2 separate regions of the Homo sapiens genome follow, and region 1 is linked to region 2. Evidence: chromatin contacts called from ENCODE Hi-C or POLR2A ChIA-PET data. All regions are on one chromosome and are shown on one strand. The core of a region is the stretch at or near the end of the contact, and the rest is flanking DNA. Distances in the headings are between cores, read along the strand shown.

The links. Hi-C counts contacts between places; a loop is a spot of excess contacts on that map. ChIA-PET counts read pairs that join two places held with the same protein, here RNA polymerase II (POLR2A). Pooled maps may share reads with other maps.
Region 1: a pooled map shows a loop between it and region 2 (2.0-fold over the local background). The contact joins the enhancer-like site here to the promoter of LINC01829 in region 2. A Hi-C loop is called at or near these places in 1 of 50 pooled maps. POLR2A ChIA-PET finds 5 or more read pairs at or near these places in 2 of 52 experiments (HEK293 and WTC11).

The regions. Positions count from the first base shown.
Region 1 is chr2:67,286,050-67,293,134 of GRCh38, reverse strand. It overlaps LINC01828 (long intergenic non-protein coding RNA 1828), which reads right to left. Exons shown (of 5, transcript NR_110564.1): 4 at 5,317-5,379; 5 at 3,891-4,052. Among named protein-coding and RNA genes, the nearest start is that of LINC01829, 74 kb to the right of the region's middle. Within about 2 kb of position 2,384, at least 4 of the 41 ENCODE cell types and tissues checked have a DNase peak (open chromatin) inside an H3K27ac peak, as active enhancers do.
Region 2 is chr2:67,213,750-67,220,843 of GRCh38, reverse strand. It overlaps LINC01829 (long intergenic non-protein coding RNA 1829), which reads left to right and starts at 5,525. Exons shown (of 8, transcript NR_038844.1): 1 at 5,525-5,616. The region is part of intron 1 of LINC01828 (long intergenic non-protein coding RNA 1828); the gene reads right to left. All of the region lies in intron 1 of LOC101927661 (a long non-coding RNA gene), which reads right to left.

The DNA.
Region 1 (7,085 bases), core at 1,135-3,634, 75 kb before region 2:
GGAGTTGCTATTTATGCACTGTGAAAATCTGCAGGAGTCGTGTGATCTCTCAGCCTCATTTTTTAAAAAATTAAGTCTACAATATGAGCTCAAATGCCATTGTGGTAGTTAAGAATATAACCTATGGGGAAGCATTCTATAAAACAAATAAAACTGTGACTGTTATTGATGTTGTTAAATGATTACAAAAATAATAAGAATATTTAAGCTGAACAAAAATTAATTCATTGAAAAAATCAGTCAACTCTCCTCCTGTCTTTAAAAAACTGCTTTAATTGAATCACAATAATTAATGAAGTGGCCAAATGTCAAGATAGCCACAATTTTTTTACTAATAAGGATTCTACTATATGAAATTTCTCTGGTGTTCCCTTTAGAAACCTTACAGAGAAATTGATGATTACTTTCTTGATGGAGTATGTGGGGCCTTTGTCTCCTCACACTCTTTCCAGAGGGTTTATTGGTCTTCCACTATCCATTTCAGTGGCTACTTTGAAAAATGTTTACCCCCAAATACTTAAGTTCATGATTCTGCTTGTGCAAAATTTTTTGTCTGATTTTTGGTGAGAGAAAAGCCAAGTTCATTATATATATGTTTGTATATACCTCCCTGAAATAATGAAATCAAATATATATTTGATATATATATTTAATCAAATATACATATTTTCCAACTTTTAAGTTCAGGGGTATATATGCAGGATGTGCAGGTTTGTTACATAGATAAATGTGTGCTATGGTGGTTTGCTGCACAGATCAACCCATCACCTAAGTATTAAGCCCAGCACCCGTTAGCTGTTCTTTCTTATGCTCTCCCTCTTCCCACTCTCCACCCTCTGACGGGTCCCAGTGTGTGTTGTTCCCCACCATGTGTCCTGTTAATTTTTCAAGTGTAAGAAATATGAAGTTATTGTAATGTTCTACCTGAAAACTTACTATTTAGTTAACATTAGTTATCAAAGTAGCAAAAATAATATATATTACTTTATATAAAAACCATATATGACCATATATATATATATATATATATATATACATAAAATTGAAATCAGGTAGTTTATCTTGGCCTTAAAGAAAAACTCTAACATATTTACTGCTTAAACATGAATGCCTTTATAAACTTTTTTCCTTTCCAATCTGTCTCCAGACTACCCACAGGTCTTTGGTTCATCTCCCTACTTAGGCTGAACTCTTCAATAACTACAAATTCATAAACACTGCAATTTATTCTGTAACAAGCTATAAATCTTCTTTTTGTTGTTTTTACATTAGAAACAGAGCTAATGTTTATTGAGCTCTTGTCCTGTGTGAGATACTTTACTTGATTTGTTTTCATTTCATCTTTATAGCAACACTCTGGGAAGTAGATATTATTATTGTTATTTTAAAGATGAGGAAACTAAACATTAGAGAATAAAATTGGTTAAGGACATACATTTAATGAATTATGTAGCTAGTGTTCAAACCTAGGGTAGTTTGATAATGAAAACTCAAATTCTAATCCCTGTCTTTTAATCTATCCTTTAAATTTGTTAATTTAGAAATCACCAATCAGAATAATCTCTTGACATATATATAATATATTCTATATAAAATATTATATGTAATTATGTAATAGGTAATGTATAGGTATCATATATAGGTATACATATAAAATACATACATATAAATGCATTATACACACATATACATTTATATTTTATGTATACATCAAGAAAATTACCCAGCACATTGCAAATGCAACATAGAATTTACATGGTCACTTACATGTTTTCTGCATTTCTACAAAAGAATCTGCAATGAAAGCTGTTAAATAGGATGCAATTTGTAAGCCTTTCATTAAATAATGATTCTCAGCTGGATTTCTGAGAAGAGAATATTAATGCAACCATATGTAACTAGCATTGCAAGAAATTAGCGTTGCTGATTTAGTCTTGAATCAATCATTTTAAGCTATGCATTAGACTCTTTGCTGATACATTTCTGTCTCAGGCAACTTAGAAATTGTGGGCTGAATGCAGCTATGCTCCGAGTATAATTTGTATGAAATATCAAGTTTCTTGGGTTTGGGTAGAGAGTGATCAAATCCATATGCAGAAAGACAAAATGGCACTACTCAAGGTCCGATTGCTAATTATTTAATACTAATCTCTAACATGTACACTCTTGGGCATGCGGTTTGGTGATAAGTCAAGTTTCAGATGCCAACCAAAAGCTGGGTCTCTGGACATGGGGGCTGAAATGAGTCATAGTGTGGGTGTGGACGTGGTGTGTTAAAATCTTCAAAGCCCTTATTTGGTTGCCAAGTTTTGAAAATACTATGAGGCATTTTTTAATTTCCTTGGAAACTGTGTTAGCAAGCCAGTTCTACAGCATTTTCTCCAAGATTGAAGCATTGAAGTATGCTATTGCCCATGCTTATTTTATTAGTCACAAGAGGTGTTTTAATAACAAAGATTCAGTCATCACCCAATGACAGTCAGGATTTTAGCTAAGAGATCATAAAAGGAGAGGAAGCAGAATTCTAAATAGAACTAGATATGACATGTCTTCTGGAGAGAAACTATGATAAGAAATGTTGCCTGGACATACAGATTTGTGGCCACTTCGATGACTAAAATGTCCAGTTTTGCTTAACTCTATGAATCATATGACATGATTGCATTTGATTATTATTTCTCTGAATTTTCTTTTATTCTATAAGTGCCTTCCTCCTCCACATTTAACTTGACTACTCTGTTATTTTTATTCTGAGGAATGCATTTAGTTAATCACTACCTCATAGAATGGTTTAACTTGTTTCTCTATTTCCTGTATTTCTTGCACACTAGTTAGATCTAGAGACTTGATTAGATTATGATTCAAATTTATAGTCAATAAGACTCCATTAGAGGTGCTGTGTCCTTCCTATTGCATAATATCCAAAGCACGTAATATTGGGTTAATCAGTGTGTAGCTTCCCAGTATTAGTCACCTGTATTAGTCCATTCTCACATTGCTATGAAGGAATTCCCAAGACTGGGTAATTTATAAAGAAAAGAGGTTTAGTTGACTCACAGTTCCACATGGCTGGGAAGGCCTCAGGAAACTTATAATCATGGCAGAAAGCACTTCTTCATAGGGTGGCAGGAGAATGAGTGCCCAGAGAAGGGGGAAGCCCCTTATAAAACCATCAGATTTCATGAGAACTGACTCACTATCATGAGAGCAGGATGGGGGAAACTGCTCCCATGATTCAATTATCTCCACCTAATCCCTCCCATGCAGGGATATGGGAACTACAATTCAAGATGAGATTTGGGCAGGGATGAAGTGAAACCATATCACCACCCATCATAAAATCTCCCATCAACCTTTCACCTAATGATTTTGGCAGCAATGCATGAAGGCTGCCTTAATCTATTACTTCATTACGGGGCACTAACATCTTTTTCAATGAATGAAATCTATACCAGCTAAAGGTGGAAGGTGAGATGGGCTACAGCTCCTGAGAAATAGCCAAGGACACTGGATGGGGATGGTACAACAGAACAGAGCAAATAACTCAAACGGGCAAGCTTATAAGGCATCATAAACATTTTCTAATATATCTCATAAACCTATTTTCCAGTGTTAGGCAATAGAAAATCTCCAGCCTCCTGGGGAGGTGGCAAAGCCTCAATACAAAGTGACTAAGCTAAAATGAAATGTCAAGGACAGAATGGACCTACCTTTCTTTTCCTTGATGTAGCTTCTAGTGGTGACCAGGTGGTTTCAGTCCATTCAAGTCTCAAGTAAAACTCCAAGTAACGAGGTGACTGTTGCATCTTTTAAAAATGAGTATTGTACACATACTTCTTCCAAGGCAAATACTTAGTCAAAACTAAACAAATTGTAGAGGCCAAATTGTCTTGTTGTTTCTCAGTTTATTTATTTCATAATAACAGCCACCAATACAGGTGGTTTGAATGTTTTCAAAAATAAACAACTACTACCAAAAATAAAACAAAACAGGTTTAGGATCTGTTTCTTGTCCATACTTCTCTCTGTCTTTCTCACTGGGTTCCTTACCTCTGCCATAGAAAAGAGAAAATGATTTGAGTAATTATCCCAAATTTATTTCAATAACTAATAACACTCTGGATGCATAAAACAGGTTAAGTCCGCAAAACTTGCTCTTTCTCAAGGAAGATAGAAATAGTGTCAACATTTCCAATTGCTCTGTTTCCTCAGCACTCCTAGCTCCCTCCCCTGTTTTATGTCCAACGGGCTCTATGTTTTTAGTATGTTTTTTTCTGTCTCCCTTCCCTAGAATTTTTTTTTATTTTTTTCTGTTTTATTCACTGCTTTTCCCCCCAGTGCCTAGAATAGTATCTGACATATAGTGGACACCTAACAAATATTTTAGGAATATTCAGGGCTGTATATGAAATGTACAAATAACATACTCCCTGCCCATTTCTTTAACTCCATATTTGTGTTAGCAAAATGTTCTCAAGTTCTCCTATTTCTATCTTGAGTGTTTAAATAGAACTGCTCAAATCTATTTCCTATGTAACTATAGGAAACCCTGCCACTGGATTGTTTTGTGGATTCCTGGTAGGTGCTTAGATGTTCCATTCATTGTCTGTCCAGTCTCTTCCCAGGCTGTACTACCCCCAAACTGCTCTATTGTTGCCACTGGCCTTCCAGGCAGCACTTCTATAGGCTATGGCTCCTCCTTCTTCCCCAAGCACAGACACAGACTCTTCTTCTATTCCCCAGGTTGTCACAGGAGTCACGTTAGGTTTCCATGGTTAAGCAGCTTTACTGAAGCTTGCAGAGATCACAAAAGCTGTGCAACACACATAGCTCTAGAGCAAGCGCTGGTCATGAAGTCTATTGGTCCTGCTCTATCCCAGGTGAGCCCTCTGGCCAATTTCCCCCTTAGACCTAGGTCTCCTGTGATTTTCTGGGGCCCATGCCCTCACCCATGCCAGAGGCTCCTTTCCTTACTTCTTTCTTTGCTATCTATACACTTAGCTCCTTCCCAAGGCCTGGCCTTAGAATGGCCATAAAATAAGTAATATCAGAGGACTGTTGAAGTTTGGAGACCATTTTACTTAGTTAATATCAGAATAACATCTCTTAAAATCTCTGCCTGTACAAAACACTTATATTTTACATTGCTGCATACTTCCCATAGCTGATGGTTTTTCTTCTAGTTTAGAGTCTAAGTCTTGCCTTTGAAAACCCAAAGAGCCCCATTAAAGAATTTTCTCAAAGCAAAATGAACCATTCCCCATTTGATATATTCTGCTGCCACTTTTAGAGTGTGACGTGGTATACTTACTTTACCTTTGGGTTACCTCTGGAGAGCAGAAACTGAGACAAAGACTTTTTTCTCTTTCAGAAGTTGTTCTAGGAAATAAGAGATAAGACTGCAAGACAGAAACAATTCAAGGGTGCATTTTTGAGCCAGCTGTCAATATGAGTAATGAGCTTGATCCCACTGGCACTTTCTAAGGAGTTGTCAGACAGACTCCAGAATTGTCCCAGAGAATGGGAGGAGAAAGCCTTTATCGATCAGCTTCTTGTGGTGACAGAATGAACTCCCAACACTTGTGACTTCCCATGTGTGAATGCCAGGCCCCTGTCACTGTGTCAGCGGACCTCTCTATGCCATATGGCTGCAGGAGGCACTGCAGGCTCTCCCTGTGCAAGACTGGCTGCCACTGCTGTGACTGGGGTACAAGGTGGGCTGGGAGCATAGAAGATGGTACCCCAAGTTGTTCAATATAAAATCTAACACTGGGCAGGGACTCAGAAATCCTGGGTTTGCAATCCTACTCTGCACCATTACTGGTTGCATGACCTTGGACCAATTCCTTTACTTCTCTGAGGCTATGTTTATTCACAAATGGAGAATGCCCCCAAATAATAAATAAATAATACAATTAAAAAATTAAAACAATTTATTTTACTATTAATTTATTTCAAAACTTAAAAATTACTAAAATAAATAATAACAAATAACATCAAAGAATTATTGAAATTTGGAGATCATTTACCTAAGATACAAAACAGAGGAATCAAACACTCAGTAGGTTCCTCAATTAGAGTAGCTACTATTATCATATAAAATTTAATTTAAAAAGATCATTGAATGACAACCTGAATTAAACTCAAGAAAATATGAACTATTTCTTTGGCAAGCAGCCTTCCTTGGAAGAGGATGCTGCTCTTTAATGGGGGAGGTGGGTTCCTACATTTGCATTTTTCTTTATGTGAGTTATGTGAGGCGTAGGTCCCCTATTGCCTGAGGAGGGTCTTGAAAACATGGACACAGATGTACCCAAAACATGGTGGCATGCTTGTGCGTCAAGATGTGTACCCACCCACCCTGTGGAATGCTGGGGACATAACACAAAGGCATGCTTTGGGCTGTAAAGGAGGGAAACAGGAGTAGTGATGTGATAATGATCCTTCCTAAAGGAGAAAAATCTATTTAGTAAAGCCAACCAAAACCAAGGCTGTAGACATTTTCACTTTAGAACAGCGTGGTTGTCAGCACTCTCTGATGGGTATTCGTGACAATTTTGGCAACAAAGGCAAGGAATTTGACTGAAGTTTCTAATTGAATTTTGAAAGATGGTTGATCCTTCCAGGAAGTAAGAAATTGATGGAAATGTCATTGAAGTTTGTCTGAACACATCCAGACACAAAGCCCATCAAGATACACCTGGGCAAATCTAGATTCCTTCCTCAAAACCTCAAAATGTTATCATGCGAGGCATCAACAGAGCTGCCAAGCCAAGGAGAAACACATCCACCAAATCCTGCAGAAAGTTTTATCTTGTCAGAAATTCCAGGGAAATTGTGAAATAAAAATAAGCACCACATATTCTTTAAGAATTATTGAGTATTAGAAATACTAAAAATTATTATCGTTTTAGTAACTAAAAAAACCCACTAATTCAAGACTCCTATAGCCTATAAATGTAAAATAAAAACAACAAAATAGAAGACTCAGCTTTTGTTAACACATTTAGGTTTGCATGAAATTACATCCTTTAGGAAAAGGACAATTGACATTGTTTTTAATGACTGGTCATAGCAAGATGCCT
Region 2 (7,094 bases), core at 4,276-6,775:
TTATTCCCAAAATTAGAATTCAAAAAGTTCTTCCAGCCCATGAAATAGACACAAAGCCTTTACATGAATTCCATGCACTTTACCTGTTGGGCTCTAACTCAGACCCTACCTAATGCTTATTTTGACATATAACAGTTGAGGGGGAGAGAGACATAAAATTTGAAAAAGATATAAACATTTATACTACTATATAGCACAGTAAAAACATTATGACTGAATTATTAGGAAAAAGCTAATGTTCACCATGCTTTATTTAGAAGACAGGGAAATAGACAATGTATGTCAAAAGGTCTTTCCTCAGAAATATTTAAATTTTTAGACTGTGATTGCTCTGTAGGCTAAGCTTCTATAATGAAAGATAATATTTGTGGAATATCCTATTCTCAACAGGGCCAGATAACGAATTAAAAGAGGTATTGTTGTGGACAGAATGCTGGGTGAATTGGAGACATTCTCCCACTAACTTGCTGATAAATGATCTGAACAGGTCAGTCATTCTCTCTGTGTCTTAGACTGCTCACAGGCCTTACTCAAAGAGTTATTGTAAGGATTAAATAAAATAATGTATGTGAAAGTGTCCAATATGTAGTGTATTCTCGATAAATATTTGTTAAAAAAAAAAAGTAGCATTGCATGCAAATGTCAAAGATAAATTATTTTTGAATTATGACTTGGAAAATATTTGTGTAATTATACACACAGAGGAATGTGGCTAAAGGAACAGAAGTGATTGCCTCAGTATTCTTCAATAATTATGTTACCTTACTTTAGATTTCCCCCACCTTTTTTTTCTTCTTCTTCTTTTTTCTTTTGTCTTTTCACCTACTTTGAAGAATGTAACTATCAAAAAAACGGAATCCTGGGTAGAAATAAACCTTCTCTTTGATAAAACCCAGATGCACAGCACGAGATGCATTTCCTGTAGAGATTCATACAGGGACCAAATGGTCTGGGAATTTTTCGCTTATAATTCCACCATGTGTCCGTTTTGGCTCCACTTAGCATGTAGAGATGGAGAGTGAACCTTTGTTCATGTGTGTACTTGTGATAAGAGAATGACTGAGAAAGGATTAAGCAAGTCAGCAGCCTCATCCAAGCACAACCCCGGGCCTTAAGCAGTGACAATCAATGGAAACAGCTAACTGTGTTCTGTTGTCCAGAATAATTTTTAACATGGCAAGGGTGGAGGCAGGGGTTAGGGAGGATGAATCAAAATGATCTGGGGATTTTTAAAAATAAAAATGTATGTTTTTCTTCCTCAACCAAAATTTTAGATACTTTCTCAGGGGTGGAGGCAGGGACATGAATATTTTCTAACACCTTTTCAGCAGATTCTGATACCCATTTTTTTCCCACCCACCATGAGAACTACCAGGCTGGTATATTAATTCCACCTGTCTATGATTTGACCTCACCCCATAGCTAGCATAGTATAGCCTCAGGCCACAGTAAGCTATAGTTGGGCACTGGCTGCCTCCGTTAGGCAGGGCTGCCACCCTTGACGTCCCCATCATGGGTCAGCATATGTTTTTACACTAGGTCTACTGCCCTCCTGAATGTAATTAAATCTGTTGTTGAGTTTCCAACCTGAGCTAGAAGGGATCCTGTCCTAGTGCTACTCTTTAGTTGTTTCCATCCTGGCCCTTACCCAGCCATGGCTGTCTCTACAGGGTGAGGAGTTCTTGGGGACAAGTGGACTTGCCTGTCAAGCAGCCACCATCCCTTTTGGCCCAGTGCGTCCCAAACTTTAATGTGCTTATATGAAACACCTGAGGATCCTGCCAAAGTGTAGATTCTAATTCAGTGGGTAGGTCCAGCGTGGGTCTGAGAGTCTGAAGTTTTAACAGACCCCTGGTGCTGTGGACTACACTTTAAGCGTCAAAGCATTATATCCTGCTCCAGGTACCCAGGCTCCTGGAAGTCCCTGAGCAGAGGATGCCAAGCTTACATGGTTCTCCCTGGGTCTCTCCTGAAGACAGACTGTGATGCCAGTGTGCACTCTTCTAGACTTGAGTGGTGGCCAAGGGGGTACTTGGAGTGGAGGCCTTGTGGGCACAGGTTAGATGAGTGAGGTGTTTGAGTTACAGAATACATCCAGAGGGCAGAAGAGAAATGGGGATCATGGGATTGACTTGGTTTGGGATCAGAGGCCACACACAAACCAACTCACTCCACGTTACCATATTTTAACACAGCATTCGAAGTAGTCCAAGAATTTTAAGTTAAAAATTGTCCTTTTCAGTTGTTAATTTACATAGGAGGATAGAATTTTACTTTAACCATTTTTTAGCTTGACTATATATATTTTTAAACATAAAAACATAAAATATGTGGGCCTTCATTTCTTGCTGCAGGCCCCAAAATTGTTAAAAGTGCTACTGTTGTAGGCACTTGATTATGTAACCACCCTTTACCTCTCATCTAGGCCATTTTGAGTATAAACATCACATGACAGAAGTTCAGACTTTTTACTTGGATAGTTCTTTTGCATCTGCATGTGCTTCTTTCCTATGTTATTTGAATTCACTTGCCTCTCGTGGACCTTTTAATATGCAGCTCAGGATTTTTTGAGACCATGAATATGTATACTGGACTATGTAATACTGAATTCTTTGGGATATGGAGCAGTCACGGTTTCTTCTGGTTAAGAATGTTTGCAAATGTGACTCCACAGTTGAATAACAATGAAACCCACCCAGTTAAAAAGGCTGGCTTGCAATGTTGTTTGGCTTGTTTTTGTTGTTGTTTTTCTTAACCCATTTTCCTATTCTATTAGCATAGCATAGTTTTACAAGTCCCTGGTCAAAAGTCAAATCTTAGCTGTACCACTGATAAGCTATTGAATTCTAACTTTTCCAGGCCTCAATACATTTTTGCCTCTAAAGTAGAGATAATAATGTCATCTCATAGGGTGATAAAGAGGATGAAAGGATATAATAAACATAAAAATATTTGGAATGGTGTCTGATACATAATAATCACTCAAATAATGTTTTCTATTATTCACATTTCATCTTGTTATTGAAGCTGCCTAAATGTTCTGTCATCCCATTGATTTTTCTCTTCTTCAGAGTCCTTCATCTTCCATCATCACTTTGCTATTTAACTTTTGCTTGTTGTCTTAGTCTGTGTCTGCTGTTATAACAGAACACCACAGACTGGGTAATTTATGAAGAAAAGAAACTTATTTGGCTCATGGTTCTGGAGGCTGGGAAGTCCAAGAACATGACACCAGCTTCTGGGAAGGGTCATCCTAAGGCAGATGGCATCATATTGTGAGTGTATGTGAGACAGAGAGGGAAGTTGGCTGAACTCATCTTTTTTTTTTTTTTTTAAATCAGAAATCCACTCCTGCAATAACTAACCCAGACCTGTGATAGCAGCATTAACCCCTTCATGAAGGCAGTGCCATCATGGCCTAATCACTTCTTAAAGGCCCACCTCTTCATACTATTACAATGGCAATTAAATCTCAAAATGAGTTTTGGAGGGGGCATTCAAACCATAGCATTTATATTCCATTTTTCTTTATTAGTTTAATGTGTATGGATTTAAGAAAACTTTTCAAGAAAAACGGAAAAAGGAAATGGCTCAAAGAAAAAAGGGGTTGGAGTCACCAGATAGCAAGAGTTAGAGAAGAGAAATCACTCAATTTGCTGAGCAGGCATAGAGATTAAAGTACTGAGTATCATCTGGAAGAACTTGGTGGGAAGGCTGGCATGCTTCTCCCATTGAGGGAGGGGGCAGGGTTACTTGAATTCAGTTAAGAGCTTCCTAGGCTTATCAGGGATAGGCTTATCTCTTTGTTCCTCCCTCCCCCCACCCTCATCCTGCCATTTCACCCAACCTTGGTAAACAATCTGAACATGACTATTATAAGGCTACACCCAGACAACAGTAATTGACAAAGGGATCATTAAGGAAAAAATAGGATTAGAGTGAAGGCTTTTGAAAAAGCATTAATTTGTATCCTGCATTCTCACTCACTGACAACTCTGTTAACTAATAAGAAAGGAAAATCTCAAGTCAGTTCCTTCCTACACTGTCACCCTTGTCTTTTCTCTCATTTGCTTAAGGTATCAAGTAGAGTCAACTTCAGCTGGAAATAGTGTAGGGCTTATTCTAGGCCACAACATGGGAGCAAAACAACCAGAGATTTAGCCAAATCCTAATTTATTTACCCCATTCTGACAGAGAGAAATGTTTGTTTATTTCTGAGGCTGTGCTATGATGTGCAGTTCAAGTGCTCTGACACTTTAACGCACCATGCAAGGTTAGCAGCCTGTTCACCCTTTATTAATTTGTTGGTGAATATATTTGGATTTTCACTTCATGCCAATAAATGCAAGAAGGGATGCAGTTTTGACATTGTTTCTTTACCCTTACACTCCATGTAAACCAAAAGTTGTCTATCTGGCAGCTTAGTGGCTATATGTAAAGCCCCTGTTTACTTAATCTGAAGGTCCGTTTCATTTCTGCTTGGTTTGCAAAATAAATGAAATGAACGAGTGTGTCAGAATTAGAATTGTGAGAGTCTGAAAAAGACATTTGGGTCACTGAGTGACTAAAAGCACTCTCTGTTTACATGTTTCTTCAGTTTCTGTCGCTGCAGCTGTGTCACAGCTTATAACAACTAATCCCTTTTTATTTACATTTTACTTTATTTTGTATTAAAGGCACTATTAAGCCACGTCTTCCAAATGTGTCTGAGGTTTCATAACTATCTTAATAGTGTATACACATTACAGTTATGGCAGAGAACTTCCTCCAAGTCTGGGTTTTGTTAAGAGTGACTTTAAGAATAATAGTTTATAGGACAATTAAAACGTGTTAATCTATATTTGAAAACTTGATCTGGTTAAAAATCGGTTCCCCGTCCGCTTATATTTGCCAGTTTTCTACATCATGTAGCTGGGGTTTTCCTGAGAGGTGGAAAGAGTGGGTTGTGGGAAGAGATGGCTGGAGAAAGCCTGGGAGCTAAGCTGATTTTAGGCCTTTGGGCTGAGGTCCTGTTAACATAACCTATGTTCTGCTTCAGGGGAAAATGACGCACGGAAGGTTGGAAATGGGGTTTGAGCGAGCACACTTTTCATGCTCAACAAAGCCTAACATCATTTTACTATACGATTTGAGTTATGTGCATGCTTTTAATAAACTGATCCTCACAAAAAATAAATAGATTTGTTCTGCTTAAACTGGCATACAAAGGGCTCAGAGGAAAAAAACTCTTTAACAAACACCTCTTGGGGATTGGAAGGTAACTTCACACTCCAGCTTCACGTTGGGAACGTGTGATAACAATTTGACAGGAAGTAAGTGGATTCTGTCCCAAGCCTTGGGAATAGACTTGACCCTGAGCATAATGTGTGAGTCTGAGGCCAAGAGCTTCCCGCCCAGCAGGGGGTAGCCAAGCGCCGATGACTGGGCAGGAATTCAACCCCATAGGTTCCCATCTCTTCCCACCGCCCGTCAGCAACACAGCTCTCCCTTTCTAGAAACAGGGTTTCCCCTCCAGGCTTGGATTCTTAAATCTAAAAAGAGCCTCTCACCTGAGGCCTTCACCTGAGAGCTGGAGCCTGTGCGATGGATTATCTGGACAGGGACCCCAATGAACAGGTGGAAAAGTACATTTATCTGCCTAAGGCTTGGAATGAAAATTGGGGGTGGGGTGGGTAGAGGCAGATTTTACTCTTCTTCAGATTCTTTTCTCTGTCTCCCAGTGGGCACAGGCTGAGCCTTGCGGGGATAGAAGAGAGATAGAGAGGTTAGGCCCTGGTTCTCTGTGTAGGGTGGTATGCATGTGTGTGTGGAGGGATATGGGTGTGAGTGTGCTGTGTATATGTGTGGAAAGCGTGTGTGTAGGTGTGTTAGAAGCGTGTGTGGGTGAATATGTGTGTGGGGTGGTGGGGAGTGTGTGTGTGGGGGTGAATATGTGTGTGTGGGGTGGTGGGGAGTGTGTGTATGGGTGTGTGTGGGGGAATGTGGGTGTGTGGATGTGTGTGTGGGTAGGGAGTGTGTGTGTATGGGGTTGTGTATATGTGGGGGAAATGTGTGTATGGGTGTGTGGGTATGTATGTGTTTACGGTGAATATGTGTGTGAGGAGAGTAAGTGCATGTATGAGTATGTGTGTCTGTATGTGGGTATATGTGTGGGGTATGTGTGTGTGGGGTTTGTGTTTTGGGGGGGTGTATGTGGGTGTGTATATGTGGGTATGTATGTGGGGTGTGTGGGTGTGTATGTGTCGGGGGGAAGTATGTGGGTACGTGTGGGGGGATGTATGTGCGTATGTGTGTGGGGTGTGTGGATGTGGGTGTGTGTGTCTGTGGGTGTGTGTATATGTGGGTATGTGTGTGGGGTGTGTGTGGGAAGTGTGTGTATGTATGTAAGGTGTATGTGGGTGTGGGTGTATTTGGATGTGTATGTGTGTGGGGTTTTGGATGTGTATGGGTGTGGGGGGAGTATGTGCATGTGGAGGGGTGTGTGTGTGGTGTGCATATATGTGTTGGGGAAGTATGTATATGTATGTGTTTATGTGGGTATGTATGTGTGGGGAGTTATACGTGTGTGTGGAGGGGTGTATGTGGGTGTGTATATGTGTGTATGGGAGAAGTATATGTGGGTGTGTATGTAAGTCGGGTATGTGTGGGGAGTGTGTGTATGTATGTGGGGGTATATGTGTGTGTGGTGTGTATGTATGTTGGTGGGTGTGTATGTGTATGGAGTGTATATGTGGGTGTGTATGTGTGTGGGGTATGTGTATGTGTGTGGGGAAAGTGTGGATGTGACTGTGGGTGTGTATGTGTGTGTAGGGGGAGTGTGTGTATGATGTGTGTGTGGCTGTGTGTGTGTATGGGGGAAGTATGTGTTTATGTGGGTGTGTATGTGAGTGGAGTGTGTAGGGAGTGTGTGTATGTATGTGGGGTGTGTGTATGTGGGTGTGTATGTGTGTATCTGTGGGTGTTTATGTTTGTGGGGTGTGTGTATATGTGGGTATGTGTGTGTGTGTGTGTCTGTGGGTGTTTATGTGTGTGGGGTGTGTATGTGTGGGGGTGTATGTGGGGGGACCTGTGGGTGTGTGGGTGGTGTCAGGGGA